Regions from separate parts of the Mus musculus genome. Here regions 1, 2 and 3 are each linked to region 4. A link is a loop called in an ENCODE intact Hi-C map of the cell type or tissue named here. Cell type or tissue: heart. All regions are shown on one strand.

Region 1 (8,000 bases), 300 kb before region 4:
AAAATTTTGAAGCAGTTTCTCTCTTAAAATTGAGTTGATATCTTTGAGTTCAATAACTGCTTCTTGGGTAGTGTTGTCAAGATTACATGTAGCAAGGATAGTAAGCTAAGCATTTTTCAAGGTCAGCTTTGCTGCTGCTTTCTCTCTTGGAAAAATATGCTACTCCTGAGCTGCTTACCTTCCATTATCTTGGAATTTGTCACATATATACTTTTATGATTTTCTTTCATTTTTGTATTTTCATTTACAAGAGTGTATGCAGCTCCTGTTCTGTGTTGCATGAAACTCATTTTGGAAACATACATAAAACGCTCCAGTATAGAAATAAAGTGATCTTTTTTTACGTTCAAAAGGTAATTTCATTAGATTTGGGTGGGAGGTGGTTTACTGTTCCACTCTGGCTGGCCTTGAATTAGATCCACCTGCCTCTGCCCATCTTGATTGCTGGAGTTAAAGGTGTGTGCCACAATGCCCTACTATTCAATTTTATTGAATTTTGTTTAGGATTTTTATTGGAAATTATTATTTGTTTGTTTGTTTGTTTTAATGTATTTATTTTTATTTATATGAGTTCACTATAGCTGTCTTCAGACACATAAGAAGAGTGCATTGGATCCCATTACAGATGGTTATGAGCCACCATGTGGTTGCTGGGAATCGAACTCAGGACCTCTGGGAAATCAATCAGTGCTCTTGGCCACTGAGCCGTCTCTCCATATCTTACATGTTATAAAATTGTAATTCTGAGTCTCCTTGTGAAAGTATATGCTACTTGTTGCTTTATTTAGACCCTGGTTCCAGTTCATTGGTAAAGTTTTGTAATTTGCCTTATAAATGACTTAGAATTTATTCTGAGTAGCCTTTTTTTGACAATAGTATCCTTCCCCTTCCTGTGTATTTAATGTAGAGGCAGTATTTTACTTTGATATATAATTTTTATTTCATACATATGAGCATTTTTGTCTACATGTGTGTATACATATATATTGGTGCCAGTGGAAACCACAAGAGGATGTCAAATCCCCTAGTCCTGGAGTTACGGAAGGTTGTGACCCACCATGTGGGTACTGATACTCAAACCCAAGTTTTCTGCAAGGGCAAAAAGTGCTTTTAGCCACTGACACTACACACACGTGGTTCACTTACACACACACACACACACAAGAAAAACAATAATAAGTAAATATAAATAACTTTTTAAAAGCCAAATTTTCTAAAGTTCTAACAACTGTCTAGGCCTCTTATGGAACAATAAAAAAATTATTCACTAAATACGAACCTAAATGAAAGATCATCTCAGATTATTAAAGGACACAGTATTATAAACAAATCATTTCTTACTTGGGTCTATTTCGTATGTGCCTTTATTTTCTCTAGCTATTTCCCTGAAACCATTCAAAATTTAAAAGATAAGGCTCAGAGTAATCAAGTCTGAGTTAAGCTAGTAGACTATACAGTAGATCAGTTCCTATTGCTGATAGGAACTGTAAGCACTATAACAACTCTCAGACCCATCACATATCTCTGTGTCACCGTGCTAGTGTCTTAGATCTCAAATTTAAATGTACGCTACAGGGTTTGTCTTTGTGTCTCATGTGTTTGACAACTTTTTTTAAAATTGACCTTTCTAAAGCTCAGTTTTTCTTTTATTTCTTCTTAGTTTTGATTTGCGTAGAAATCTTTTTCTCAGATGAAGCATATGGAATACTTAGCATAGACTTTTTAAGGCTTATTTTTTTAATTTTTTATTTTTTCCAGAAATAACTAATCTGGCGATTCCATTTTTTAAAAACATCATTTTATTGTCTATCTGCATTTCTTCATTACTAAAATGTTTTTTGTTTCTCTATGTTATTTAGTATAATAATGTACTTTTATAAAACATAACTATACTATCACATCTTGAATATTTTTCTTTCAATTTAGTCTTGTTTAAGTGTTTAGAATTTAAGATTAGGAAAATATCTTACATAAACAATTATGGGGACTAAGTAAAGAAATTTTGGAAAAAGTTGTACACAGAATTGAAATGAGATTTGTCATATATGAGCAATTAAGAAGAACTCATTTGTTTTTGTTAGAAAAATCTCAGTAAGATGATCAGAATTTCTCAGTTAATGTCTTGGAGCTTTTATTTTTCCCATATTGACATACGTTATAACTTCTGCTAAAGAAATTGTTTTTCTGTTTTTATAGTTTTGGTAAGCAGTTTGGAGGAAAAAGAGGATGTGATTGTCTTGTGTTAGAACCTTCAGAAATGATTGTGGTAAGATGCTGAATTGCTTTTTTGTATGCTTCAGTTTCAACTCTAAATGTGGTAGGCTTTCAATACTCAAGAAAGTTTCTTTTCCATGGCCTATCCTATGATGATATTTAAATAACATCAGAACCATATAGCACCTTTATATATTTTTATCTCTGACACTTCTGTTGTGGTTGAAATGATGTCTAAAATGATAATAGAGGTAACATGTCCCAAATTTGGTAACTTTCTTTACCTGTTCCACCAGAAAATTAAAAAGTAGGCTCGGGGGAATGCGGAGAGGAAATATGTGTATCTCTGTCTGTGTGTCAACGAAGTGGGGAGGCCTCTTTAAAGGGACATAATTTTTTTCCAGTGTTTTTTCCTTTGCCAGTAATGGAGTCAGTAAACTTCAGATGAGCTGAGGGGAAGAGCTAGAGAAAATAAAGGCACATAGGAAATCGGCCCAAGTAAAAATAGTTTGTTTCCAATACTTGTACTCTTTAATAATTTGAGATAATATTTCATTTAGACTTGTGTTTAATGAATATATTTTTATTTTCCATAAGAGCCTAGATAGTTGTTAGAACTCTAGAAAATTTGGCTTTTAAAAAGAGTTATATTTATATGTATGTATATTATGTATGATTGTTTTTCCTGCATGTGTGTAAGTGAACTACATGTGTGCAGTGTCCACAGAGGTCTAAAGAGGGTATTGGCTGCCCTAGAACTGTAGGTGGTCAAACTGCAGTGGATAACAATGTGCTTTAATACTTAGTGCACATGCAAGAGGTATATAGCATGTTTATGTATCAGGAAAAGTCAGGAAGTCATTTTAGGCTACAGTCATCTTACATTTGCTGTTTGAAACGTGGAGCTGTTATCTCTTTTTTGTAAAGGGAGTTTGTTTGTGATGTTGTTGTTGTTTTAGAAAATGTTTAAAAACCAAGCTAAGCTCTGGCTACTGGTTGTGCTTAAGTTCCTTGAGATCCCCTCAGTGAAATGCATGCCAGCATGTTTAAAGCCCAGAGTTTATTCTGGCATTTTACCATGTCCTTTTTATTTACTAAGACTTAGAAATCGTTAGCTTACATTTTCATGTACCTATTAATTTATCACCAGGTTGTTTAAGTATTTGACTGGTGGGAGGGTTCATCAGGTAAAGGTCCTTGCCACCGAGTCTGACAGCCTGCTCTCCAGAAATTGTTCCCTGACCTCCACCATTGGTGTGGAGTGTGTGGGTGGGGAGTAAATAATGTAAGAAGATGTTAATAAAAAGTGTTTAAGGATTGTTAATTTTTGGCTGGGTGGTGGTGGCGGCCCACTTAATCCCAGCACTCAGGAGGCAGAGGCAGGCGGATTTCTGAGTTCGAGGCCAGCCTGATCTACAAAGTGAGTTCCAGGACAGCCAGGGCTATACAGAGAAACCCTGTCTCGAAAAACAACAACAGCAACAAAAAACAAAAACAACAACAACAAAAAAAGAATTGTTAATTTTTAAACGAGTAAACTTAATGTGCAACTAGTTACAAGCCAGACGTCATGATTCTCGCTTTAATTCAAGCACTTGGCCAGGAGGTGGCAGGATGAACATGATTTCAAAACCATATGATGAGTCAGGCGGCATGGGTTACTTAAGACTTTGTCTCAAAGAGAAAAAAAGAAGAGGAAGAGAGAAAAAGAAGAAAGAGGACTAGGGTGAGGAGACATATATTACTAGCCAGAATACTAACTAACATACATACATACATACATACATACATACATACATACATACATACATGCATACAGAAAATTACTGCCTAGAATTTTAATGTGCACATTTAATGTATTAAATATGCCTTTAAAAAATATTTAACAATGAATTTCCCTTTATACCTCTTTATCATCTTTTTCCCCTTTAAGAAACAAAGTATTTTCATTAGCTGGCAACAATGTAAAGGAAACATTTAAGAGAATTTAAAATAACCCAGGACCCAGATCAAAAACACTCCCATTGGCGAAACCTAGGGACATTTGGGAATTCAAATAAAAATTTATAGTGGTGATGGTGCCTTCATATATCATACAAGTAGTTAAAATCTTGATGATCTGAAGAAATGAAGAAGGATGATGAGCTAGCACTCCTTGATGGTAGAATGCCAACTAACAAATGGTAAGGAAACACTTGGCTTACAATTGGTAAAACTAGGGAGGCTAATGTTCAGTTAGGCAACAGAATACTTAGGACATCACAGAGGATGTTCCTAGCAATTATTTATAAAGGGGACATTACTAAATTTCTGATGTTAAAATATGGCAGATTTTCATCAGAATAGTAATTACTGCTACTGCTATTTTATATATACACACAAACTAATGGGATATTACTCCTGTTGTGACAACACTGAGAAGAAGAAAGGTCATGACTAGAATGTATTCTTGTTCAGCATTCATACTTAAACAAAAGTCACAAATTATCAGACAAATTAGAGAATGTTCTACAAATTGATGAGATCTCAATGACAGGAGATAGAACAGTCATGGAACCATTCTAAAAGACATAAATATAGCATCTAATGAACATAATGGTTGTTTTTCTTTTGACTACTGGACAGTGGAGAATTGTAAATCCTGTTAGCAACATGGCATACAGGTAAGATACTATTGAAACCTTGATTTTGATAACTGTTTTGCTAATATGAGAAAGTTCAAGGGATAAGAAAATGCATGTTGATAAATTTCATGAGAAATAGACAATGTCCCTCCAGTTACTTTTTAGAACTGTTTTTGCTGATTCATCTGTGTTTATAATGCTTTATTAATTATAGTAGAAAATAATCCAATATTTCAGAATGTATTAAAATGTTGAGAATTCATTGAAATATTTGATCTCTAGTAACTTCAAGGATGATTGGAACTACCTACAACCAGACACCTTTTTCTTCATTGGATGTGTTAGCTTAGTTGGTATCTTTCAAAGCAAAGATCACTTTGTTGCCATGGTTGTAAATGCCTGTAGTTCCAGAACCTGAGACAGGTGAAATGCTGAACTTTCAAGGACAATGTGGGTCATAGTGAGACCCTCTCTCATAAGCAGAAAAAAAAACAATTTATCTTGTTTTTAAGAGGTTGTGAATCTGTTATCTAGAATGCATTTCATTACAGTCACAAAGATTTCTTTTCCCTTTAGGAATTTTTAGGTTGAGACTATACTTTAAAAGGTTCTGTACATGATTTTTATTTCATTTTATTTTTTTATTTTTGATTTTTAAATATAGTTTCTTCCAGGTAGAAAGATAAGGACAGCTACTTAACAGCCTATGACCCAATACATTCTTGGAGTTAGACCAGTTTTTCTTAAGAGAGAACAACTATATGAAAGGCACCCATGGTGTAACTTGAAGACTTCATCAAAAATTAAAAATAATGATAAAGGGTTTTATTAGCAGGCAGTCATTGGCATTGGAAAGCATCTAATAAAATTGGAACTTTTGTCTTTGCTGGGAGTGTGAGGTGCTGCCACCAGTTAGAAAAATGGTTAGGTAGGTCAACATATTACCCATTCATTTCACCCCTACATATATAACATCTGGTAAACGGATGTACACATTATCCATAATTTCCCAGAAATAGAAATAGCATAAATATCTGCAACCTGAATAAACCTTATTCAGTGTCCATAAGATGGAATAGTACTCTGCTTTATATAGAGTGAGCTGTCTATTCTTCCATAAATTAACAAACCTTGAAAATACTCTGTTAAGTGAAAGAAGCCAGAAGGGGTGAGGTAGTGGTGATTGGGATGTAAAGTGAGTAAATAAATTAATTGATAGAAAAAAATATTGTGTTGAATGCAAAAATAAAAAATGGAAAGAAGCTAGACAACAAAACCATCAGTTATATTACTTCATTTATATAAGTTATGTACAATAGGACTCCAGGTGGTGGCACATGCTTTTAATCCTAGTACTCTGGAGACAGTGGCAGGCAGAACTCTTGTGAGTATAAGGTAAGGTTAGGCAGGTCTACTACATACATAGTGAGTTTGATGCCAGCGAGGGCTATATAGTGATACTCTATCTCTGTGTGTGTATCTGTGTCTGGTTTTTTTCTTCTCTGTCTGTATACCTCTGTGTGTGTGTGTGTGTGTGTGTTGCAAATAAATATTATATTACAGGAGAGAAATTGAACTAATAGGTAAAATTGAGATTAGTAGTTACCTTTTATAGAAAGGACATAGAGATGAAATACAGACAGATGCTGAATTTCTTTAGGGTGGTAATAATGAGCTAGACCTAGAAAGTGGTGACTGTTAAAGAAATTCATGTCTATACAGAAAACCACTGAACTATGAGTAGGTTTTTTTAATATGTGAATTTTATATTAATAAAAAGAAACAGGAAATGTCATAGGTGGTTTGACTACAATGGTAACTAGAACAAGACTACAGTACTTCCGAGTACCAAGGGAACTTTTTAAACCAACAAAGAATACACATTTTAGGGCTGGAGAGATACTCAACAGTTAACAGTTGTGCTCTTGCAGAGGACCCAGGTTCGATTCCTAGCACCCACATGATAGCTCACAACCTGTTATTCCAGTTCTGTTGCATGTTTTTGATTTCTACAGGTGCAGCCATCGGGCCTACACTTGTAAAGCATATATACATGCAGACAAACTCCCATACACAAAGAATAAAATAAATCTAAAGAAAAAGAGTACTCATTTCAGAGAAATAAATATAAGAAATAGACCTATAACAGTGAGGCTTCATTTATGTCATAGAACCATGTGCAGTAAATAAAATGATAAGTATACTGCAAGTGCATATATAATATGTCCCATAAATAAGTATAATTGTGTGAATAAATAAGTATAATTGTGTGAATATTCCAGGAATATTGCAAGTTCAAGGTCAGACACAGATACAGAGCAAGAATCTGTCTTGGGAGAAAAAATAGTTTAAGGAAGAGAGATATATGGCTTTGAATATCAGGAGTAAGAGTTTAAATTTATCAAGGGTAGGGAGATGATGCTGATTAACAGTACTGGCTGCTCTTTAGAGAAGCTGAGTTCAGTTTTCAACACCCCAGTTCCAGAGGGTCCAGTGCCGCTTTCTGGCCCCTGCAGACACCAGACGTATGTAGTGCACAGACATACATGCAGAAAAAAAACCTATACACATAAAATGAATTTTTAAAATTTCAATAAGTATGGTAAACATTGGCTGTCCATTGTCATATTAGGACACCTGACAGGATGATTATCTTGGTAGCTTATCTGACTACAGTATGTGATTGGAGAACATGTCTAAAGCAACAGGATCACTGTTGATGTATTATAAGACTGAAGTGATTAAAACTCAGGTAAGGGATGGTGATGATACTGTTAAAAGAAAAGGTGGCTGGGCGGTAGTGGTGCACACCTTTAATCCCAGCACTTGGGAGGCAGAGGCAGGTGGATTTCTGAGTTTGAGGCCAGCCTGGTCTACAAAGTGAGTTTCAGGACAGCCAAGGCTACACAGAGAAACCCTGTCTCAGGGAAGAAAAAAAAAAAGAAAAGGTGTTAGGAAAGGGACATGTACAAACAATATTGACCTCCTGAGAAATGGATCTGGTCTTTGGAAGATGAGCATGGAGCTGGAAATTGATTGTTGACTGAATTGCTTAATTCATTGCCTAAAGCATATTTTGTGATAGCAGAGAGATGTGATATTAGTAGGAAAAGTAGTTGTAGAGGAAAAAAAATAATTTCTATGTTAGGTTAGTTATAAAGT
Region 2 (8,000 bases), 73 kb before region 4:
AATCACAAAGGCCAACTAAATTTACTGTAAAAACAGTGGTGAATCTTCATTACCTTGCAATGATGCAGATGGACTTTGCAGAACATTAATTTCGACTTCTGAAGGAGTCAAACTTTAATGATGGAGACATTCTGCAAAATGTATCATTAGGTGATCTCCTCACCATATGACTATTATAGAGTATACTTTACAAAAACCCAGACACTACCACATTCTTGTGGTGTATATTCTCATATAACTCCTCCTACAAGAAAATATAGCATTTAAAGAACTGTCAGGGCTGGAGAGATGGATGCCTCAGCAGTTGAAAGCAAATACTGCTTTTACAGAGGAATCAAGTCTGGTTCCTAGCACCCAAATCTGGTGGCTTAAACTGCCTGTAGCTCCAGGGGATTCCATTCCCTCTTCTGGATTCTACAGACCCTTAACTGATATGTAGATATTCACACCTGGACACATAAATACACATAATTAAAAATAAAAAACAGAAATCCTAATTTTTTTTAAGAAAAGAGAAACTATGGACTGCAGAGATGGCCCAGTTGCTTAGAACACCAGTGGCTCTTGTGGAGAATCTGAGTACAGTTCCCAGCACCTACGTGGTGGCTTGGCTCACAATCATCCATAACTCTAGTTCCAGGGACTCTGACACCCCCTCGGAGCTCCATGGGCAGACACCAGACACACACACGGTATACATACATACATACATACATACAGGCAAAACATTCTACCGAAAATTAAATCTAAATCTAAATTTTAAAAAAATTTTAAAGAAAGTGAGGGACTGGAGAGATGGCTCAGCAGTTAAAAGCACTGACTGCTCTTCCAGAGGCCCTGAGTTCAATTTCCAGTAACCACATGGTGGCTCGGAACCATCTAAAATGGGATCCAATGCCTCTGGCATACAAGAGTATATGCGAATAGAGCATACACATACATAAAATCCATAGATAAATTTTTAAAACTTTTAAAAAAGAGAAACTTCTCTATCAATAACATGTGTGAGGGTTCCTTTTATTGATTCAGAAAAAACACTGAATATGGACCCTACACATCTAAACTCAGAACATTCTCTCAAATGTGTACTCTTCCCTTACTATTGCTAGGAACAGCCATAAAAAGTCAATGCTGTTGACTAGAAAAATCATACTGTGGCATATAGTTTCACTATTTGTAAGTCATAGATGAAAATATAAAGATAAAATGAAGATGGGTTAGGGCTCCAACTGTCTGACGGAGAACACATGAGGCCCTGGCTCAGTCTCACCCCAAAACATCAACAACAAAGACAACAGAAACTTCATGTTCATAGAAAACACAATGCTGTTCTCCACCTCGATCTTCCTGAGGCAATGCAGCAGTGCACCGCCAAGCCAGGGCTTCTGCACACTGGGAAAAAACTCTTATCAACCAGGCTATAGAAGTCATCACTGTTTGGTTTGGTTTGGTTATTTGGGAGGTGGTAATTTTTATTTTTTGAGGGGGCTGTTTTACTGGTTGGTTTTGTTTTTAAATAGGGTGTCATGTAGCTCAGGCTAGACTGGAACTTGATAAAGCAACCAAGCAAGCAAGGCCTCACATATGCTAAACAAATTGACAACTACAGTATATCCTCGGCCTACATCTCCCCCCAACCCTTTTGAGACAGGGTCTCATTCTGTGGCTCTAGCTGGCTTGGAACTAGGTATGTAGACCAGGCTGGCCTTAAACTTAGAGATTCACCTGCCTCCTGCCTCCCAAATGCTGTGATTAAAGGTGCATACCAGTGCCTAGCCCACACCTGCATTTTAATATACAGTTTTATCATAGTTGTACTTCTAGAAGGAAGTCCAAACAGCACCACATATTATTACTAATAATTCTTCTCTTGTCAACACTATTTAGTCAATAGTGTATTTTTTTATGATAAACACGCAGACAAAACAAAAATGTTGGAAAGGTACTTTATTTAAGATATTTCTTTTTTTCTACCCATCAACTCCATTCTTTTTGTGGTACTGAAGATGGAAGACAGAGCCTGGTACACACATACTAGGAAACTATACTACCATAGCCACATCCCTGCTCTGTTAAAAATGAAATAAAATAAAATGGCTAAAATATCCAAAACAAAAGAAATCTACTAATTTACCTTGTTATCTTTTGGGTCTCATATAGTTCAGACTGGCCTTACGTTTGTGATATATAGGCCAAAGACGGCCTTACACTCATGATCCCTCTGCCTCCACCATTACAGGTGTTGGTAGTAAGGCTCCCACTATCATACTGCTTGTGGTGATTGAATGAACGACTTCATGTCAACTGACCCACATTCCCTGCCCATCTTTGGGGATCGATCTCTCTCTCTCTCTCTCTCTCTCTCTCTCTCTCTCGTTACTGTTTTGTAATTATGTGTATGTGTGTGTATGTCACCTGTATTCTGGTGCTCCATGAAGACCAGAAGAGGGCATCATATCCCCATTACAGACAGTTGTGAGCCATCAGGTGTGGGTGTTAGGAACTTAACTCCAATCCTCTAGATAAGCAGCAAGTGCTGGTTTAACCACAGAGCAGAGATTTTTTTTTTTAATACAGAAAATGTTATTACAAAGATTATTACTGAAACAGAACTGGAATCACACTATCAATAAAAACACTGCATCAAAATCTAGTTCAGGAGAAAAATAAAACACCATCTTGTTGAAACCATTCTTCCTGTCGCTTTAAAACCTACTGGGATTTTTATTAAGCTGACAAATGAAACCATAACCCAATAATCGTGGCCTTAAAAAGTTACTCATTAACTTTTAAGTAGGATGCTATGAATGAACACTTCCTGAAGTTCACCAGCCATTTTTCCAAGTGAAGTAGCCCTAGGGGTCTGGGGAGGTCCTTACTTGCTACATCGATACTACATAATGAACTTCATGCTCAAGCTTAAGAGAGAAACATTTCCAGGTTTTGTTCCCTTCCACAAACAGAATTCAAAAATCTCTCTGTGCTTAATATGTGTCTAATGAGTATGCTGGGTAAACTGTGATGTTTAACCACCAAGGCGACATTAGATCCCCTCCCCTAAAGTTCAGAGCTCTCTCTCCCTGGCTCATAGAGATCCAAGACTGACCATGCCACAGTCCCTCCAAAGCCCACACACATCTTTACTCCTACTACATAGAAAGCTAGACCTCAAAATGCACCCCAAACATCTTTCTCAATTATTTTCAAAGAAAAGGAGAAATCAGGCCTGCTGAGAAACAGAAATCTGTAAGCCAACTTCTCTCAAAAATTTCACATCTCAAAGGTACTATCTGCTATGCTGGCTGGCAATAATGACCAACTAATTATTAATAGTTTACATGGGGATGGGGGACAGAAACTTGCTAGGCATTCTTTCCAATAGTCCTTTATCTGAGTCAAGAAGCTATGTGCCTCATCTTACTAGTAGGAACAGTTCTGTGTGGTGTTTTAAGATTCATTCATTATATCAATATTTTACTAAGCAAGGGTCCTTTAAGAGCATTTAATTTTCTTTCTTTCTTTCTTCCCCCCCCCCCCTCTTTTTGTGGCGGGTGGGAGTACTGGGGAACTGAACTACTCTGGGCCGCCTCCTACATGCAAGGCAAGTTCCCTACCACTGAGCTGTACTCCCAGGCCCAGAACGTCTCAGTGCTGCGCTCTGCACATCACTACCAAACTCCTCCAGGAAAGCTCGGCAGTAGCAATCACTGCCGCTAAAACGGAATTCCCAGGGTTGCCTGAAATCAGCCGGCACCGGGCTGCTCCTCAGCTCGAAATGCGGACGTCAGCGAGCCGCTACCTACCACACCCGTTAGTAATGCTCACCACCGTGGCCGCGAGCTCCCGGTGCAACAACCTGTAAGAGTCGCCGCAGCGACTGCGAGGCAGTGGCCCGGCTTCCTCTCTCGGGGTCCCAGGCAGGCCGGGCGGGAGTCGGGGTTCGGGAGCCCAGCCGCTCCGCGCCGGTCCAGACTGGCGGGGCTGCGGACTGGGGGAGGGGTCCGTAGCGCCTCCCCCATCGGGAAGGTGCAGGCTACGGTGAAAGCTGGCCTCACGGAGAATGAAGAGAACCATACGCCGGTCCTCGCGTGAGGACCTCGCCCAGACTGGAAAATGGAGCCGCCGCAGCCTCAGTCAGTCCGCAGCCCCAGTCTGCTGCCCCAGTCCGCAGCGCGGAGAGGCCCGGGCCGCGCTCGCCCTCAACCTTCCGAGTGGCGACCCTACACTTGGCGCCTCGGGCGGCGGGGCCAACGTGGGGCCCTCTCCCTCACTCACCGTCGCCTTTGTCTCCGCCGCCTGCTCCAGCCGCGCGGCTCCGAGCGCCGGCTCCGAAGCTTCCAGGATCTCCACACACCAAGCAGCTGCGCTCCCCGCTTCGGGCTCCGCCCTCCCGCCTAGGCTCTGGCGCGCAGAGGCGGAGCCACAAGCGGTGTGTGCGGCTGCGCGGCTACGCCCCCACTACAAGGACACGCCCTGTCCCCCCCCAGTAGGCGGGCTGGTAGCTGTGAGGCCCCGCCCAGTGAGGGAGTGGCGAGACCTAGGGGATGCTAGGCGCGCAAAGAGTGACCGCTGGGTGGGCTACGGGGAAGATGGATGCCGCTGCCTCGCGCCACAGCACCTTCCTGTCCGGATCCAGCCGTAGACGTGCCCGGGCGAGCAAGGCGCTGCTAGGCAGAGCTGGCCAGCACCAGATGTCTCTCACGCTCAGATCACGTTACTTTCAAGGAATCAGAATCACTGACTCATTGGAGAGTCAAGAATATCTACCTGGCATTTGAAAAGTTCGTCTCTGTGACTTCTTGTGGGATCGTTTTTTTTTTTGGTTTTTTTTTTTTTTTTTTTTTTTTGGTTTTGCTTTGACGTTGTTTGAGGGAGGGCCTTTTTGTAGCCCCAGAGTGGCCTCAAACTCACTATATAGGTAAGGATGGCCTGGATCTTGTGATCCTCCTGCCTCCGTCTCCCAAGCGCTGGGATTACTAGTGTATGTCACAAGCTTAAGGACTTTTGGAGTAGAACCCTGGCTGACCTGGAACTCACAGCAGTCCTCCTGCCTCAGCCACCACATTTTATGACTACATTAACTTTACACTTTAGGCACCCAGAAGCAAGAAACAAATGGACGCCTTCCCACTGAAATCTAGCCACACATACTCAGACAGGGAGCTGCATGACCATCACTATTGATAGGAAATTTCTAGCTTGTTCAGTGACAAAACTGGAGTACTCCTTGGTTCCTCTTATTCTCAATTTCACATCCATTCTGTCCATAAGGGTAATTGGCGTGGTTCTACATTCAAACAAAAAGAAAATCAGACTGTTCATCTACATTGTTTCTGTCATCCGTGGTCCCAGTCACACTTCAGTGGCTTTCTTAAATGACCTCCCTGACCACCATCAACAAACTGTGTTGTCAAAACAAGAGGGAGAATATCCTCCCGCAAGGAGAGTCAGCTCATGTCTCATCCGATCAAAATCCACCAGTGTTCCCGTTACTGTAGAAGATAACATCTTTACAATGGCTGACAAAGCCTCTGAGATTTTTTTTTTTCCCTATAGGTCTCAGAATTCATCTCCAGTCTCACTGGTGCTTGCAATGTCCAGTCTATACTCAGGGACTAGGACATTCTCTAATGTCTGCCTTCTCCCCTCAACTCCACTCAGATCTTCTTTAACAATGATGCGTAGCCTAAACCCACTTCTTTACATTGCTACAGGCTCAATCCTTCCCCCATCTATCTGCCCTTGTTCTCCTGTTCCCAGAACAGTCTGCACAATTTATTCTGTTAATTTTGCTCCTGTCTTCCCCACTAGAAGCTGGGTGTTTGGGTTGGCTGGATTTGATTTCTGCAGTGCTGTAGGTGAAACCCAGGGCCTTGCTCTGGCTTGGTGAGTACCACACACATGCAGACCTTTGAGGCTGGGGATAACTGTTCTAATCAACTAATCAGTCCCAAGTGCCTAGAGGAAATGAAAAAAAAATTAAATACCCCCAAGATGTTCAACAACAAAAATAATCAATTTTATTTTCAGTTTCCTCTTGATTCCACTTTCTGCCAGTCAACCAACCATTAGATTTTAACCTACATCAGACCATAAACATTTGGACTTCTCAGTTCTTTTGTGTACAGTAACCATTTACTTGATGTTTGATGCAATTTTTGACCAGTGACATCCCTGTACCCTATTTCACTGAGTAAGAATAATGTGATAGGGTAGAGAAAATTTGATATAGTACTTAAAGGTATGCTGTTTTGAAAAAACTTTCCTAAGACCAAAAAAAAAAAAAAAACCAAAACTTCCCAAGTGTCATACATTGCTTGCATTGTTCTTTGACATGCAAATATGGTCACCTTAAACAATATTTTCTACCACTTATCCATAAAAGGTAGCAATCCTTACGGGAATTGTTACACATTATTTAATATTCTATAAAAGTGTGCATCTGGGTGATGGTGGCCTATGCTTTTAATCCCAGCACTTAAGATACAGAGGCAGGTGGATCTCTATGAATTCAAGGCCAGCCTGGTCTACAGAGCAAGGTTTAGGACAGTCAGGGCTATACAAAGAAATCCTGTCTTGAAAAACCAAGTAAATAAATAAGTGTGTGTGTGTGTGTGTGAGAGAGAGAGAGAGAGAGAGAGAGAGAGAGAGAGAGAGAGAGAGAGAGAGAGTTGCCTGTGTGAGGGAGAGAGGGAGAGAGAGAGAAACTGAACAACATCTAATTTTGGTTGCTAGGACCATTCATATTCCCTTTTGTTAAGGGCACAATTCTATTCAATTAGATGGGTATTGTTTTATTGCTACAGCTGTTGTTGTTATGGGTCCTTGTCATAGGGTCTCTCTATGCAGAGATTTGACTGGCCTGGCACTCGCTCTGCAGTCTAGGGTAACCTTGAATCATGGCAATCCACCTGCCTCTGCTTCTCAAATGTTGAGATTACTTGCATGGGCCTAGCTTAGATGATACTATTGTTTAACAGTGGATATACATGATGGTTTGCTCAATATTGTATTAGTAGCAGTCTCTTTACCTATTTGATTTATTCTTTATGATTTAAAACAAAGCTACAAATTATACCTTATGATTCAGATTTTTTTAAAAATAAAGTTTTAGGCCAGCCACAGTGACAACATATCTTTAATCCCAACAGATCTTGTGAATTCAAGGCCAACCTGTTCTACATAGTGAGTTCTAATATAACCAAGGCTATATAGTGAGACCCTGTTTGGGAGGAAGGGTGGAAGGGGCCAGTGTTAAATTTTGCTGTTCTTCACAAAAATCATTTACAATGGATTTTATCATGTCAAAATATAGTTTGTCATTATGATAACACCAAACACTGAATTTTCTAGAGTCAGAGACAGGATGTGTCTTCACTGTCTTTAAGACTGTTCCCATGTACAGTCTTGTTCCCAAAGAAGGACAGGGACAGAAAGCAGACACCACTGTTGATCACTGCACACTGGCCTGCCTCTGAAGATACTGATAAGTACCATAGTTGGTAAAGTACAAAAAAAAGCTGTCTCAAGCACTTCCTAATCCATAACAAGTGGTAACACTAAGGACAGCAAGAAGCAACATGTTGGTCTAACCAGCTCCTAATCTCTTCTGAGCTCACATAGCTGCTGCAGTGGCCTGATTCTGCAATTTTGCTAAATTGAATAAATCTTCTTTTGAAGATCTCAAAGCAGGGGCTGGGGAGAATGTTCAGTCAGGGAAAGTACTTGATGTACAGTACAGTACAGATGGACTGAGTTCCATCCCCAGCCCCCATGAAAAAAGCCTGTAATTCCAGCACGGGGAGGCAGAGGCAAGAGAGGATCCCCAATAAGCCTGGTTGGCAATTCCCAGACTCACTGAAAGAGAGACCCTATCCTTAAAAGCAAGATGGAAAATGATAAAAGATATGTGCTGTCAATCGCTGGCCTCTATATAACACACATGCACACACTGCAATGCACACCCACACATGCACTCACTGTGAATGCATAGCCACACA
Region 3 (8,000 bases), 57 kb before region 4:
CAGCATGTACTTTAAAATTTTATTCAGTGTGTGTGTGTGTGTGTGTGTGTGTGTGTTCTAGCATTTGCTTTCTGTTTCTGCATTTTTTTTTAAAATTCTACTTTAGGGGAGGAAAGTGTTCATTTCAGGTTGTACTTCCGGATCACAGTCCACCACTGAAGGAAATCAGGACAGGAAGTCCAGGAAGTGTTTCCCTGGACCAGGAAACTCACTCACAGCTAAGGCAGAGCAGAGGAACTGGAGGGTCCTACAGGCTCAATCTCATGGTTAGGTAGACCCTGCCTACTCTTTAAACTAATTCTTTGAGCATCTCATAAGACATAGTTGATCCCGGGCTGGTGAGATGGCTCAGTGGGTAAGAGCACCCGACTGCTCTCTTCCGAAGGTCCAGAGTTCAAATCCCAGCAACCACATGGTGGCTCACAACCATCTGTAACAAGATCTGATGTCCTCTTCTGGAGTGTCTGAAGACAGCTGCAGTGTACTTACATATAATAAATAAATAAATCTTAAAAAAAAAAAAAAAAAAAAAAAGAAAAAGTTTTAAAAAAAAAAAAAAAAAAAAAAAAAAAAGACATAGTTGATCCCATCCCCTCCTCCTCACCCCTCCCAGATCCACCCTCACCTCTCTAACCCTCAACTTCCCACAACCTCTTGTCTTTTTTTTTTTTTTAAATGACCCATGAACTCAAAAGTGTGCTACCCATACAAACCTGGTGTGAAGTCATCCACTGAGGTATGACTGACCTGCCAGGAGCCACATCCTTAAAGAAAAGTGATTTTCTTTTTCCCAGAAGTCAATCATTCATTCAGCTAGCTTTCTTATACAGCCCAGGACCTGTCCATTGTGTGGCCTTTCTATATCAATTAAGACAATGTCTGGGGCTGGTGAGATGGCTGAGCGGGTAAGAGCACCGACTGCTCTTCCATAGGTCCTGAGTTCAAATCTCAGCAACCACGTGGTGGCTCACAACCATCCGTAATGAGATCTGATGCCCTCTTCTGGAGTGTCTGAAGACAGCTACAGTGTACTTACATATAATAGATAAATTAAAAAAAAAAAAAAAAAGGCAATGTCTGCCAGACAAGTCCACAGACCCGAGTGGTAAAGACAATTACTCAACTGAGACTTCTTTCCCTGGGTGACTCTAGGTTCTGTCAACAGTGAATGATAACCAAGACAGTGTATATGTTCATGATGCAGCGGTGTGTCATGGTACATATATGGAGCTTGTGGGAATGAATTCTGTCCTTCCAGGGCTTAACTCAGGACAGCAGGTGTGGTGAAAACTCCTTTTCCTGCTGAGCCATCTCATTCGCCCCATGTGCTTTTGTTTTGTTTTATTATTTACAACATATCTCAGTTTAAAGTAATTATGTTCAGGGGTTCAATGGCAACATGAAGCTATGGGCATGAGATCAGCCAATTCAGTATTAGACATTTAAAGAAATATTTCAATCAAATCTCTTCCATTCTTCATTAATTATAAAATAAGTATACATAAAGGAAAAGAGAATAACTACAGATATATGAAAATATACATACATATACATTACACTCTGATAAAGACCAAACTTAAGAGTTTTTTCAAGCCATTGGTTCTTAGTTATAAAGACTCACACTTCAATCAGGGGACCAGGGTATAAGCAATACACTGACTTCTGATTTCAAATTTCATAACATAAAGAAATAAAAGCAAAGAAGAGTGGTCCCCAGAAACTATGAAGTCTCACGGGAGAACATATACTGGTCTCTAAAATAACTACTTGTTGACTAAACATTTATGATCCTCACAGACCTTGAAATAAACTCTTGAGAGCCCACATGTTTGTTTTTGTCTCAATCAATATAACTAGTGTGCAAAACTAAGGTCTGAAAATAGTGAAACAAGAATGCACTACAAACACACTCATTATTGTGTTTGTTTGTTTGGTTGGTTGGTTGGTTGGTTGGTTGGTTGGTTGGTTGGTTGGTTGGTTTTTGAGTCAGGGTCTCTCTGCATAGCCCTGGCTGCCCTGGAATTCACTATGTAGACTATGCTGGCCTCAGATTCACAGAGATCTGCTTGCCCTTGCCACCTGAGTGCTGGGATTAAAGGTAAGTACCACTGCCCCTGGCCACACTTATTATTTCTACATACACACACATTTCTGGGATTCACCAGATGTGGCAGCACATGCCTATTATCCTAGCACTAGAGAGGGCAGAGGCAGAAGGATGGAAGGTTTAAAATCAGTTTGGGCTACATATTAAGACCCTGTCTCACATACATACATACATACATACATACATACATACATACATACATCCCATACATATAAATACTCTTTGGTACTTCAGCTAAACCTAAGGCCCCAAGAGACCTTCAAAGATGATTCAAAGTAATCTTTCTCCCGGTGACTCAGGTAGAAAAAATAGGTCACATTCATATATGTATAGGCAGGACAACGAAAAAGCCCGTGAGAGATTTCCAGATAATATAGCCTTGAACTTGTGAAGAATTCCCTCACCATGCCTCCTGAGTGCTGGGAAATCATGTGTGCACCACTACACAGGAATAGTCTATAGGTCTGCGAGATGACTTGGTAGGTAAAGTTGCTTGCTGCCAAGCCTGACAACCTCAGCTACACCCAGGACCTGCAAGGTAGAAAGACAAGTTCATCTTCCACAGTGGTTGTCTGACATCCGTGCATGCACTATGGCATGAGTACACACCAACACACACATTCATGCATACAAAAGTAAGAAAGAAACGAAGGAAGGAAGAAGAGAGGAAGGGAGGATATGTCTGGAGAGATGGCCCAGTAGTTAAAGGTGCACACTGTTCTTCCAGAGGACCCAAGTTCAGTTCACAACACCCACATTAGCACCTCACAACCACCTGTAACTCCAGCTCCAGGGAATCTGATATTCTCTTCTGGCCTTCACAAATACCTGCACACTCACACACACTATAGGTGAGGAGGGAATTCCAGCCCCAGGGAATCCAACATTCTCTTCTGGCCTTCACAAATACCTGTGTGCGCATGCACACACACACTCACACAAAGAAGAAGGAGGAGGAAGAGGAGGAGGAAGAAAAGGAGGAGGAAGAGGAGGAGGAGGAGGAGGAGGAGGAAGAGGAGGAGGAGGAGGAGGAGGAGGAGGAGAAGAAGAAGAAGAAGAAGAAGAAGAAGAAGAAGAAGAAGAAGAAGAAGAAGAAGAAGAAGAAGAAGAAGAAGAAGAAGAAGAAGAAGAAGAATTTTAAAGGCTGTTCTAGCAGGGTCCAATTCAATTCAATAATGTTTGTTGTCTATTGTATGAGGAGTGGAGAAATCTGAAGATCAATAAAAGGATCAACACAGCATCTATGACCTCCTCACCCTACTCCTGCCCACTCTGCCTCTGAGGTCTTCTCAGGCTCACCCCTTGGACCACAAATGTCTTGCCTCTTAACTGCTTCTAACAGCTCATTGAGAAGACAGCTCTTGGTCTTGACTGTGACTTCAAGCCAGCCTTCCCAGGGATGACTAGTCACCCTCTGCCCTTGGCTCTGCAGCCTCCTTCCTCCCAATCAGTCAGGAAGCTGCTGAATCAAGATGTTGCAACCGCAGCTTCCGGCTCCACAATGCTGTGTGAGGAGGAAGTTGCTTTGCTAAGTATTCTAGTCAAAGTTCTGATGAAGAACATTGGACTCCAGTTCTGAAAGTCCAGAAAGGATTCCTAAAGGACAGGATGCAATTTAGAGGAATTACCAAAATGGGGGTGGAAGTCTTTAAGTGTGGAAGAGCCATGTGTCAACTCAGAGAGCCATGAGAAAATGTGATGAGAGTTAGTGACTGAGTGCACGGTGTGAAGTGTAAAGTGTGTGTGTGTGTGTGTGTGTGTGTGTGTGTATACAGGAAACAACGCTGGGGCTTCTGAGACAGAGATCAGATTATACTAAGGTGCCTGAAGTTAGCTGGAGAGAATAAATGAGTCAGGCACAAAGACCAAGTGAGTCAATGATGTAGCTTGGAGGTTGCAGTTTAGCTCAGTGGGTTAAGTGTCTGCTATATAAGCACGAGTCAGGATCCTCAGCACACATGCAAAAGCGAGGTGCTGTAGGAAGTGCCTCTAACCCCAGTGCCAGGGACAGAGAGAGAGATCCTGGGTCATGCTGGACAGCCAGGCTAGCCAAAACAGCAAGTTTCAGTTTCACTGGCAGCCTAATTAATAATAATAATAATAATAATAATAATAATAATAATAATAATAATAATAATAAATTACTAAATAAATAAAAAGGTAGAGAGCAATAGAGGAAGACATACATCCAACCATCAATTTGAACTCACACATACAGGCACCTGCACACTCCTGTGCTTAAATACACTGACAACTCATAAACCAAAGAGAGTGACATTTATGGAGTCAGGGTTAATGTCTCATACATAACCTTTGCACTCTAAGTTTGTATTGCTTCACATATTTCCTTGATAAGCTCCACGTGGCACTCATTCATTAATGGTGGAATTTGAGAGCTCGGAAGGGACGTCGTGGCTATGTCTGCTGTTCTGTTTCCTCGGCGGTTCTGCAGGTTAGTTTCCTTCTGGTTTATGTCTTCATCTGTTCACGGTCACAGTAGAGATCAAACCCAAGGCCTGATCTCAGTACAAACTCTTCTACCCTAGGCCTGAAGACTCATCTTTCCTGCTTTATTTATGTATTTATTATTAATTTTGGATTCAGGGTTTCATGTAACCCAAGCTAGCCTCTAACTTGTTGCATAGCCAAGGATAACCTTGATTTCCTAATCTTCCCGTGTCCACCCCCTGAGTGCTTGGATTACAGATGTGCACCTCTGTACTCTGCTCTCTGGCTTGTTTTGGCTAATCTGAACAGTTTGCCATTAGTTAGGATTTTCTCCTCGTGAACAGTAATGGTGCACACAAGATGCAGCCAAGACAAGGTAATTTCCATACCATATTCTGTTGCTTGTGAATGTAGTCTCCCACACAACCTTTTCCTTTCTTTTTTTCATGTTTCCCTTCTGCAAATATTCCATTCTACTAAAAGGTAAGGCAAATACAGTGATATAAATGTGGGAATCTGGCTGGAGATACAGCTCATGGTTGAGAGTACTGGATGCTCTTTCAGAGGACCTGGATTTGTGTCCCAGCACTCACACAACAGCTCACCACCACCTGTAACTCCAGTCCCAGGGCATCCAACGTCCTCTTCTGGCTTCTGTGGACACAATATACATGTGATATACACACATATAAGCAGACAAACACTCGTGCACATAAAAGTAAAAATAAATCTTTTAAAGACACAATGGACCAGTTCTGGTTTGTTTTTTGTTTTTTGTTTTTTTTTGTTTGTTTGATTGATTTTTTTCATCTTAGAACCTCTTAGAAGACACTTTGAGAAAGAAAATGAACTCATTTGATCCGATGTTAACAGTTTTATAGTTTTGCTGATTCCTGGGAAATTTTTAAATGGGGAAAACACATAAGTTTTCATGAAATTGGTTGTCTATACTAGAAAACTCCTCTCCACAGGAATTTCCTGACTTCGGGGGGATGGGGGAGGAAGCCGCCTACAGAAGCTCTCAACAGAGCTTCCTATCCTAGGTAAGCCCTGCCCAACATTCTTTTGCTTATCAAGAAATTATTTCAATTCTACCTTCATTTTTCATTAACTGACAAGCTGTAAAACAATAAATGAGATATATGACGAGTACAACAAGTGATTTAGTTGCTAAGAATGTCCAGAGAGTTGGGCGTGGTGGCACATGCCTGTAATTCCAGGATTCAGGATGTGAGACCAGAAGGGTCACTCAGAGGCTAGCCTTGGCTACAGGGCTAGCGAGATGGCTGGCTCAGTGAATAAGAGTGTTTTGTAACTGCAGCTCCAGGGGATCTGATGCCTTCTTCTGTCCTCTATGGGCACCTGCGCAATTTGTGCATATACATACGCACACACACACAAATAAAAATGTAAAAATCTTCCAAAGCCCAAACAAGTAGCTACATCATATTAATACTTTCTTAGACTTGTTTCATGTGGCTCTACTGTGTCTATAAATTCTTTTAAAGTACATTTTAGGGACCTATGGATGGGGATCAGTTGGTGGAATGCTTGCTGAATATACAAAGTCCTTGGTGTGACCCCAGCTGCCTCTAAAAGCAGACATGGTAGCTATAGTGGTTTGGATGAGATTGGCACCTGTAGGCTCATATCCTTGAACAGTTCGTGCCTAGCTGATGGAACACTTTGGGAAGAATTAGGAGGTGTGGCCTTGTCAGAAGAGGTGTGTCACTAGCGGGTGGGCTTTGAAGTGTCAAAAGACTGCAACCTTCCCAGTGTGCCTCTCTCCCTCCTGCTGGAGGACTGAAATGTGAGCTCTTGACTGCTGCTCCAGCCACCCTATCTAATGCTCGCTGACACAATTCCCCACCATGATGGACTGTAACCCTCTGAAACCATAGTACCAAGCCAATGCTTTCTTTTATAAGTTGCCTTGGCCATGGTCTCTTGTCACAGCAACAGAAGAGAAAATAATAGTCGTGCATGCCTACAATCCCAGCACTCAAGATCTGCAGCCAGGAGGGATCAAAAGTTGAAGGACGTTGGGTGCTGGGAACAGAACTTGGGTCCTCTGGAGGAGCAGATTATATTCTTAAGCACCCTAGCCTTCTCTTCAGCCCCGTTCTTCTCCTTTTTTACAGCTTGCATTAATTCAGTATACATTTTTACAGTCGATTACGTATATACACGTTTTGATTTTATTTGTTGCTATGTTGTGAGACAATGTACTTCATTGCTCACAGAGTCCTGGAGCTCACTGTGTTTCAGCAGGCCTCATGGGAGAACACATGTGGCAATCTGCCCGGCACACGCTATTGTTAGCTGCAGCTAACATAATTTAAGCTACTCTCTTAAATTGTTGAACATTTTGGGTTTTTTGCAACTGTTTTGACACCCCACCACACACCCACCCACTCCAGTCTCATCCAGAAGAGATTTGCAGCTCAAAAATTCCCTATGTTCTACATACCCAGCCCTTTCCCTCGCCCTCCCCACCGTCTCTGGAAAGCACTGGCCTTCCTGTGTCCTCAGCTTAGCCTCTTACCAGATTGACATGGAGCCAGAGTCTCATAGTTTGATTTCCTGGTTTGCTTGTTTCACTTAGCAACACATACTCAAGCCTCCTGCATGCCTTTCCGTATCCTTTGAAAAGATGGGTTTATTAAGTATATGCTCATTGCTTGGGGGTTTTTGTTTTTTGTTTTGTTTTTGGGTTGTTGTTGTTTTTGTTGTTGTTGTTGTTGTTTTGTATTTTTTGGTTTTTGGTTTTGGTTTTTGGAGGGAAAGGCATGTACCATGGTATGCTTTTGAAGGTAAGAGAAAGAAAGAAAGAAAGAAAGAAAGAAAGAAAGAAAGAAAGAAAGAAAGAGAAAGGAAAGGGAAAAGAAAAAAAAGAAAAGGAAAGAAAGAGAGAAAGAAAGAAAGGAAGGAAGAAAGGAAGGAAGGAAGGAAGGAAGGAAGGAAGGAAGAAAAGAAAGAGAAAAAGAAAAAGAAAAAGAGAAAGAAAAAATACTCAAAGTTTTTTTTTTCTTTCTTTCACCATTTGAGTCCCCAGGATGAAACTCAGGTAGTCAGACATACTGACATACTGACACTGACGTACTGACATCCAGCTCTACCTGCTGAGCCATCTCACCAGCCCTCTCATTTCACTCCCAGGAAACTGAACTCAGGGCCTTGCAAGTGTTTCACCACCGGAGTCCCAGCCCCAGCCCAGACGGCTCAGCTTTTAAGTGTTGCTTTCATCTCTATGAGAAGTTCGGGGCTCCCTTCCCCTCACTCCAGATCCCAGGAAGAGTGGCTCAAGGTCTTTCTTAGCTGCATAGTAAGGTTGAGGACATCCTGAGGCACTTGAGACCTTGTCTCAAATCAAAAAAGAGTGACTACTAATAGTACCACTGAGTGTAACGTGCAGTTTAAGAAATGTTTATTATGAAGCCCTTTA
Region 4 (8,000 bases):
CCTACCCACAAAGGGTCAATGGGAGAAAAAAGCATAACTACACAGCGAGGATCTATTGATCACTACACTGAGGTTATCATAGTTCCTTAACTTGTCCCCAAACCAGGAACCTTAACTTGTCCCAAAGCCGGGAACCTTTCGTTATGTGCCTGCTTCCTGGCAACTTTATGCTCGCCTCTATTTTATCCGAGGTCCTTCCCAAACTCCTGGGGTCGCAAGTTTCACTCACTGTGAACTTACCCTGCCGGCAACCACTGACTGCTGAAAGTTCTGAACTCGGTGGGGGAGTCGGTTCCCCGTACGGGCCACCAATTGTCGCGCCTGCTCTCGACCAGCAAGAACGACGCGACCACCAGTCCTTCTAACAGCAGTTTATTCAGTCTTCATCTTTCTTCTTTCTCTTCATCAGTACCGTTCCCAGCTGAAGAGTTCTGAATCCACGCCGGATCCTTCTCAACAGTCTGTTTTACGGGAACCTTTATTAACCACTTCTTCCCCGTGTTGCAGTTCTGAATCCTCCCTGTAGCAGGGGGTCTTCGCTTGTGCCTGAAGATGTTTCTTGTCCCGGGTTTCGGCACCAACTCTCGAGCGCGCCCCCAACTCGCCAGCAAGAACGACGCTGCTACAGGATCCTTCTGCACACATTTATTCAGTCCTGTTTCTTCTTTCTCCATATATCTCCCTTGTTTATATCTCCCTTGTTTATATCTCCCTTGTTTTTATATCTCCCTTGTTTTTATATCTCCCTTGTTTTTATATCTCCCCTGTTTATATCTCCCCTGTTTATATATCTCCCTTGTTTATATATCTCCGCCGAACCCTGGGCCTCTCACTCTTTTATACTCTCAGTTCCCATCCACGCACAGCAGGCCACGCCACCTCACCAGGCATGCAGCTTCAGCTAATCAGGGCAGCAGGGGCATATCTCCATCAAATTGGATTCACCTGTATCCTGGTACACCTGCGCAGCACTCAAGATGTTTGTGTCTTATATGAGGAAGTCAGGTGCAAGTCATATGACTTAGCTGCAGTCCCTGGCGCCTTTGGGACTGCCGCCACACCCGCTCCCCACAGCAAGGGGCTTGCAAAGTAATGTTCTAGTGTTATTTCTCTTTGAGTTAGAGAACAAAACAGGGTCTGGCTGCTAGAGAGAAACTCTGTCTCAAAAGACAAACACCAACACCCATCCCCATCCCCCAACCTCTCCCCCACGCCAAAACCTCTCCCCCACGCCAAATTCAAACCAACAAAAGCAATGAGGAGCTGGGGAGCTGGATCAGTGGTTAGGAGCATGCACTGTAGCTGGATCAGTCGTTAGCAGCATGCACTGTTCTCCGGTGGGCGTCAGCTCTGTTCCTTGGATCCCAGCACCCACATCAAGTGGTTCTGGCCTCTGCAGGCATCTGCACTTGCACACACATGCCCACGTACACATGCACACAGACATATAATTAAAAGGGGGGGGGGCAGCAGTTGGAGGTACAACCTAGCTCAGGTAAGGCCCTGGGCTCCATCTAGCAACTCATTAAAAAACTGTTCTATGAAACAGTCAAAAAAATAAAATAAAATAAAATACGAATCTTCTAAGTGGTGTGGTGGTTCATATCTGTCAATCCAGTACTCATGAGGTGGAGGCAGGGGGATCAGCTCAGTGTCAGCCTCTGCTATGTGGTGAGTTCAAGGCCAACCTGGGCTTCTTGAGAGCCTGTTTCAACAACTCTCAAAACAAAACAAAAGCCTCAATGATCATCCTGACAAGAACTTAGTGTGGGAAGGTGGTGGACTCGGCCAGTCTGCATAGGTTTCTAGCTCTCTCTCAACCTACCCCCTTTCATCTTCTCTTGACTCCTCCACTCACAATCAGGAATGTATTCTATCCTAAGAGCCCGGGAAGATGTTTCAGATAGCTCAGAGAAACCTAACTGCAATTTCTGAAATGAAAAGTGGAAGGAATGCCAAGACTTCTCAGCATCCTGAATTTGTGGGAGTCGGGGTGGGGACAGGGACAGGAGTGCCCACAAGCCTGACATTGTGATAATACATGAAACTGAAAAGGAATAGTGGTGAGAATAGCTAAGAAACTGGCGGGGAGGGAAACAGGATGGAACCTAAGACACATATGCATATCTGAAAGCTGGAGAGATGGCTCAGCGGTTAAGAGCACAGGTTCCTCTTCCAGAGGACCTGGGTTCAATGCCCAGCACCAACATAGCAGCTCACAACTATCTGTAACTGCAGTTCCAGGGGATCTGACATCCTCACACAGGCATGAATGCAAGCACAACAACAATGCACATAAAATTAAAAACAATAGATAGATAGATAGATAGAAAATCAACTTTAGATTTAGGGCTAGGGTGATGGCTCAGTGGTTACAATGCTTGTTCTGTAAGGGTAAAGACCAGTTTGGATCCTCAGAACCCACGAAAATACAGGGCAGATGACTAGCTGTGCTCACAGTGGAGAGCTCTGGGTCTAATTGAGTCACCCTGCCTCGACACATGAGGTAAGAGAACAGCAGAAGCCGTCATACACATGCATATGGGCACACATTAGTACACACATGGAAATGGAAAAAATAAGATTTCAGATTTCCATTTTTTTTCCTTTTTTGGATGCTTAGCCAATCACGGGAAACTAACAGACTTGGTATGGGGGAATGGGGAACAATAACAACCTAAACATGTGGGGGTGGCTTTGGAATTGAGTGATGTGTAGAGAAAGGAGTTTTTTTCTAAAGTGCTCAGCAATAAGAGCCCATTGCCTGGCAGAGACTGTTGATAGAAATATGGATTAAAAAAAGATTTATTTATTTATTTATATAAGTACACTGTAGCTGTCTTCAGACACACCAGAAGAGGGCATCAGATCCCATTACAATGGTTGTGAGCCACCATGTGGTTGCTGGGACTTGAACTCAGGACCTCTGGAAGAGTAGCCAGTGCTTTTAACCGCTGAGCCATCTCTCCAGCCCAGGAATATGAATTTTAAAAGGCACCACATAGACTGTGCTTGAAATGTAGTGGGTCCTGAGTTCATTTCTCAGCACTACACAATAAAATATAAATTAAGCAAGAGGTAAAGAGACATATAGGCCCAGCACTCGGGAGGCAGAGGCAGGCAGATTTCTGAGTTTGAGGCCAGCCTGGTCTACAAAGTGAGTTCCAGGACAGCCAGGGCTATACAGAGAAACCCTGTCTCGAAAAAAAAAAAAAAAAAAAAAAAAGACAAACAAAAAAGAGACAGATAGGCAGGCAGGCAGAAGCACACTAGCACACGCGCGCGCACACGCACACGCGCGCGCACACACACACACACACACACACACACACGAGACTAGGTGTCTAGATGTCCCTGCATCTTAGAAAGTGGAGAAGGGAGGATCACTTGATCCCAAAGTTTAAGACCATAGGAAGTCTGCAGTGTGGAACACTAAAGGATAGTAATCGGAGTAATTTTATATAGTACTTCCTGGGGAGTGGGGGTGTCCATTAATATAAAAACAGCACCACTAGCTTAAGACCATTATCCTAATAAAAAGAAAATGGGGGCTGGAGAGATGGCTCTGAGGTTAAAGCACTGGCTGCTCTCACAAAGGAACCAGGCTCTTCCCATCAGCCATACTGCAGCTGACAACCTCCTGTAACTTCGGTTCCAAGGAATCTGACACCCTCTTCTGGCCTCTGTGAGTACCAGACATGCACATGGTGCACAGACATACATGCCTTGCAAATAAAATAGTTGAAAAAGTTATTTTAAAAGAAAATGTGATCTTCATTACCACAAATCTACTAGAACCGGCATTACATTGTAGCTAATCATATCTTTTTACTTATTATTTATGCACTGTTGGGCATGGAAGCCAATGCCTTGAAAATGCTAAGGGCTCCAACTTAAAAGTTAAATACAACCTCAGCCCTACTAAGAAACTTCTTTTCAAACGCAAAAAGTAGCTGGGCGTAGTGGCTCGGGAGTCAGATTCCCAGCACTTAGCATGAAGATTGCTGAGAATTGGCCGCCGGTGTGAGCTACAAGTCTGAGGCCAGCCCCTCCTAATTCTTAATCAAACTTCAGGTGTCTGCCTATAAGTCCCCGTGATTCTTAAATTTCGAGACAAGATCTATGTTGCCTGGGCTTGCCATCAACAAGTAGGCTCAGCAATGCTGCCTCTCGCCCACTAGAGATTTCTGTATTCCTCTAGGTAAGTTAAATCCTATTTATAGGTTCACAAAACATGCTGTTTATTAATTTGAAGCACTTCTTACGATTTTATTAGTTGTTTATAGTCTTCCTACTATGGAACTTCTTTATTAAGGCATAGGTGGTCGGTTTATGGTCATCAGTCTCCTCTATTCACTACCTTTCATGGATCAGCCATCCTCCTCATTCATTGTCTCGTGTGGCTGTCACCCTCCTCCGCTCCGCGCCCCTCGAGATCCACTCCCTCCTCACTCACTGTCCCCCCCTTCTCCACTGCAGCCCCTCCAGGTTGTCTCCCTCATCATTCACTCTTCCACATGGCTATCAACCTCCTCCATTCACGGTCCATAGGGTCGTCTCTCCTCACTGCCCTCAAAATTGTCACCCTCTACCACTCATTGCCCCTGAAGGTTGTCACCCTCTTACACTCTCAGCCCCCCTCGGGGTCGCCTCCCTCCCTTGCCGGGGTCTTGAGCCTCAGCATCCCTGCACCCTCCTCCCGGCCCTGTCACCTTGGCGGGCTGACCCATGGCTCCCCACGCCGCTGACTCCGCCTCTGAGGGCGCCCCCTCTTGGCAACCAATCAGGGCCGGGGCACAGCTGGCGACGCTCCGCATAGCAACCAATCAGAATGCAACATGTCCTTCCTAGCCCGCCTTCCCCGCAGGAGGAAGTTCAGGCGTTTGCTAAGCAGAGCTAAGTATAAAAACGCGAGAAGCCGCGGTGCCAAATTACGGACAGGAGGACGGAAGTAGCTGAGAAGCCATGTTTGTTAGGGGCAGACTTCACTCCGCCGCGCCTAGCGTGCCGCTCGCGCACACTGTTTGTTACTGGGTGGCCTCGGAACCTGCTCGTTTTTTATCTCTTGTTTAAGGGCGTGGGCGTCTCTTAAGTGTCTATATTATAAGGTTTCCGGGCTGTGACTGTCTCCTTGGGAACGTAAGCAAACAAAAGCTAAGTCCTAACAACCACAGCCCATACATATCAGAACGCTGACTCCAGAACGTTCTGTTTGTACATTCTCTTAATTATTCCCCCCAAAGGTGCGGTTGAGTTGCCTGCTCAAGTTCACACCCTTGATCCCAGAGCCTCCTCACCTTCTGCATTATTGCCCTACTTATCTTGCCCCGTTCTTTGGTTTTGCTGAGGTAGGAAATAATTTATTAGAAGCTTCATAGTAATAACCATAAAACATTTATATACATTTTAACTTAGTACTTGCAGGCATGGATAAAAATTTCCACCTTGCTCCTGTTCCGCAATCATTTGCGTTCAACATTCCTGTAACATTTTAGGCTACTTTTAGGTAAAACTGACTGTTTATTAAGAATCAAAGATTCTTAATCTTTGATTAAGCTGAGTGTGGTGGGATATACTTGAAAACCCAGTATTTGGAAGGTAAAGTCAGGAGCATCAAGAATTCAAGGACAGCCCTGGTCTAGACTATATGAGACTCTGTGTCAATCAAAAAACAAAAAGGAAAAAAAAATTCTGCTTTTGAGACAGGGTGTCACAGTAACCCTGTCTGGTGTGGAACTTGTTATATAGATCAGGCTGGCCTCAAACTTTGAGATCTGCTGCCTCTGGAGTGCTGGAATAAAAGTTGTCACCACCAAACCTGTACTCGTCCTCAGGAATGCTTTCTACCTTGTTCAAAACCTAGAATTGGCCCAGAACTCACTGGTTAGGCTAGACTGGCTGTCCTGGTCTCAGAGATCTTCCCATCTCTACCTCCCCAAGGCTGGGATTACAAATGTGAAATACCATGCCTAGGGAGTCTTATATAAGAACACAAAGATAATTGTCAACTTTTAAAAATTGTTATTGATGGCTGGAGAGCTGGCCCAAAGCCTAAGAACACTGCTGTTCTTTCCAGAGGACCTGAGATTATTTCCCAACACCCATATGGCAGCTAACAACTGCCTGAACTCCAGTCCCAGGGGATCTGACACCTTCTGGCCTCCAAGGACACGGTATACATACACATCCAGGTAAACACTCATACACTCATAAAAATAAAATCTCACTAAAAATTTCTTATTGAGGTTTTATTTATTTATTTATTTATTTATTTATTTATTTATTTCAGGACAAGGTTTCTCTGTGTAGCCCTGGCTGTCCTGGAGCTCACTCTGTAGACCAGGCTGGCCTCCAACTCAAAAATCTGCCTGCCTCTGCCTCCCCAGTGCTGGGATTAAAGGCGTGCGCCACCACTGCTCGGCTGCAGAAGTGCTTTTAATAGAACCAATGAAATCAAGTGTAGTGGCTATTGTCTTTCATCCAAAACAATAATCAATTAGATGATCTTATACTGTGGTGGCTTCTGTAGTACTATAGATCAATTTCTTAAAAAAAAAAAGTAATTTGTAATAATAACTTCTGATTAGAAAGTTAATGAAAACCCTTCTATGTTATTTAAAAATATGGATCCTGTGGCTGAAGAGATGGTTCAGTGCTTAACAGCACTTACTGATCAGCAGGGGACTGGAGTTGGATTCCTAGCACCTTCACAGCAGCTCACAACAGGCTGTAACTCCAGTTTTGGGAGATCCAGTACTCTCTTCTGGCCTCCGTTGGCTCCTACATGCCTGTGGTGCCCATAATGTCATGCAATTGTATACATATAATAGATAAAATTTTAAAACATAGTTCTACAGTGCCCAAATGAGATCAGAAGTGAGTCTTAAGCCAACATGATAGTTTCTTCAGCTGTTCCAGAGATGAAGGGAAACGAGACAGCTCACACTCTTTACTGATCCGGTGGTGGGAACTGAACTGAAGAAACGCCAGAACTCAGTGGAAATTCCAACTGTTCATCATGTAAGTTCCTGGAGCTATGTGGCAGGCAGGAGTATGCCCTCCAAAAGATGTGTGCACTCAGGTGCCCAGAACTTCTCATTGCCTTGCCTTGCAGGAATTTGGCAAGTGAATTAAATATTCTGAGATGGGAGACGTTTCATGTACGGTCTGGTGAGCCTAATGAGTCACATTGAAAGTGGAAGAAGGAAAAGAGGGAGATGTAAAAAGATACTCCTCTGCTGGTTTTGGAGATGAATAAAAAAGACCCCCCAAAAACCGAAGGGAAGCACATGATCTTGGAAGCTGGAAAAGACAAGGGAGTGGACTGCCCTCTAGAGCCTCCAGGGAGAATGCAGCTCTGCTGTGACCAGTTTTCCCTTGGTGGAAACAAATCACACTTAGGACTTCCAGAATGCCACCCAACCGTCATCCAAACCAGAATCTTGTCCCTTTGCTGCCTCATCACCTCCCTCCTCTCCTCTCTAGGGCCCTGTTGTTACACTGGGTTCACCCAGATACCCCAGGCGCCTACCTACTTCAGGATCCTTGATTTAATCACACCTCTAAAATGCTCTTTACCTAATAACATGTTCACAGGACCCAGGGATGGGGACATGGGCACAGTCTACTCATTACATCCGGTTTGCGTGAAGCCAGTCAGTAAGCTTGAAATGGAAGTAAATGAAGGAGGAGAAACAGACAGGACACAGTCACGCAGGTTCCTATCGGTCAAGGAAAGGACTTTGGGTATCATTTTGGGATAGCATGCTCTGAAATAGTACCAACAGGAGACTGACACCATGGTTTACACTTTACAAACATCCTTTTGGCTGTGTGCAGAGACAAGAGTTCAAGGTCATCCTCAGCTAAATAGCAAATTCAGGTTCTGCCCGCTACAAGATGAGATCCTGTCTCCAAAAGATAAACATACCTGAGGCTCAGCTTTAAGTGCAAAGTACATGCTACATAAACATGAGGATTGATCCTCAGCACCACAAAAG

Evidence for each region. Hi-C counts contacts between places; a loop is a spot of excess contacts. Peaks named below come from ENCODE experiments on the same cell type or tissue, not always from the same donor. Only the 100,000 strongest peaks of a DNase experiment are listed, where the experiment ranks them.
Region 1: it touches region 4 in a loop (5-fold over the local background); 10 of 42 quality-filtered maps call a loop at or near these places.
Region 2: it touches region 4 in a loop (4-fold over the local background); 22 of 42 quality-filtered maps call a loop at or near these places.
Region 3: it touches region 4 in a loop (4-fold over the local background); 3 of 42 quality-filtered maps call a loop at or near these places.

Annotation. Positions count from the first base shown.
Region 1 is chr11:54,559,129-54,567,128 of GRCm38, forward strand. Rapgef6 (Rap guanine nucleotide exchange factor (GEF) 6) reads left to right here. Exons shown (of 29, transcript NM_001252494.1): 5 at 2,197-2,266. Among named protein-coding and RNA genes, the nearest start is that of Rapgef6, 40 kb to the left of the region's middle. In heart, a CTCF peak has its summit at 3,816 (motif pointing right); no DNase peak of the experiment used is centred here.
Region 2 is chr11:54,783,285-54,791,284 of GRCm38, forward strand. It overlaps Cdc42se2 (CDC42 small effector 2), which reads right to left and starts at 4,419. Exons shown (of 6, transcript NM_178626.3): 1 at 4,276-4,419. In heart, CTCF peaks have their summits at 2,448 (motif pointing right), 3,616 and 4,573; DNase peaks (open chromatin) are centred at 3,797 and 4,437; H3K4me3 peaks cover 2,088 bases; H3K27ac peaks cover 2,266 bases.
Region 3 is chr11:54,798,433-54,806,432 of GRCm38, forward strand. No RefSeq gene overlaps it. Among named protein-coding and RNA genes, the nearest start is that of Cdc42se2, 15 kb to the left of the region's middle. In heart, no CTCF peak of the experiment used is centred here; DNase peaks (open chromatin) are centred at 3,579 and 7,079; H3K27me3 peaks cover 313 bases.
Region 4 is chr11:54,855,840-54,863,839 of GRCm38, forward strand. Lyrm7 (LYR motif containing 7) reads right to left here and starts at 4,758. Exons shown (of 5, transcript NM_029327.5): 1 at 4,713-4,758. The coding sequence starts at 4,730. Gm31490 (a long non-coding RNA gene) reads left to right here and starts at 3,975. Exons shown (of 3, transcript XR_879859.2): 1 at 3,975-4,201; 2 at 6,077-6,191; 3 at 6,910-7,020. In heart, CTCF peaks have their summits at 3,683 (motif pointing left) and 4,777 (motif pointing left); DNase peaks (open chromatin) are centred at 4,822, 6,382 and 7,482; H3K4me3 peaks cover 1,838 bases; H3K27ac peaks cover 2,764 bases.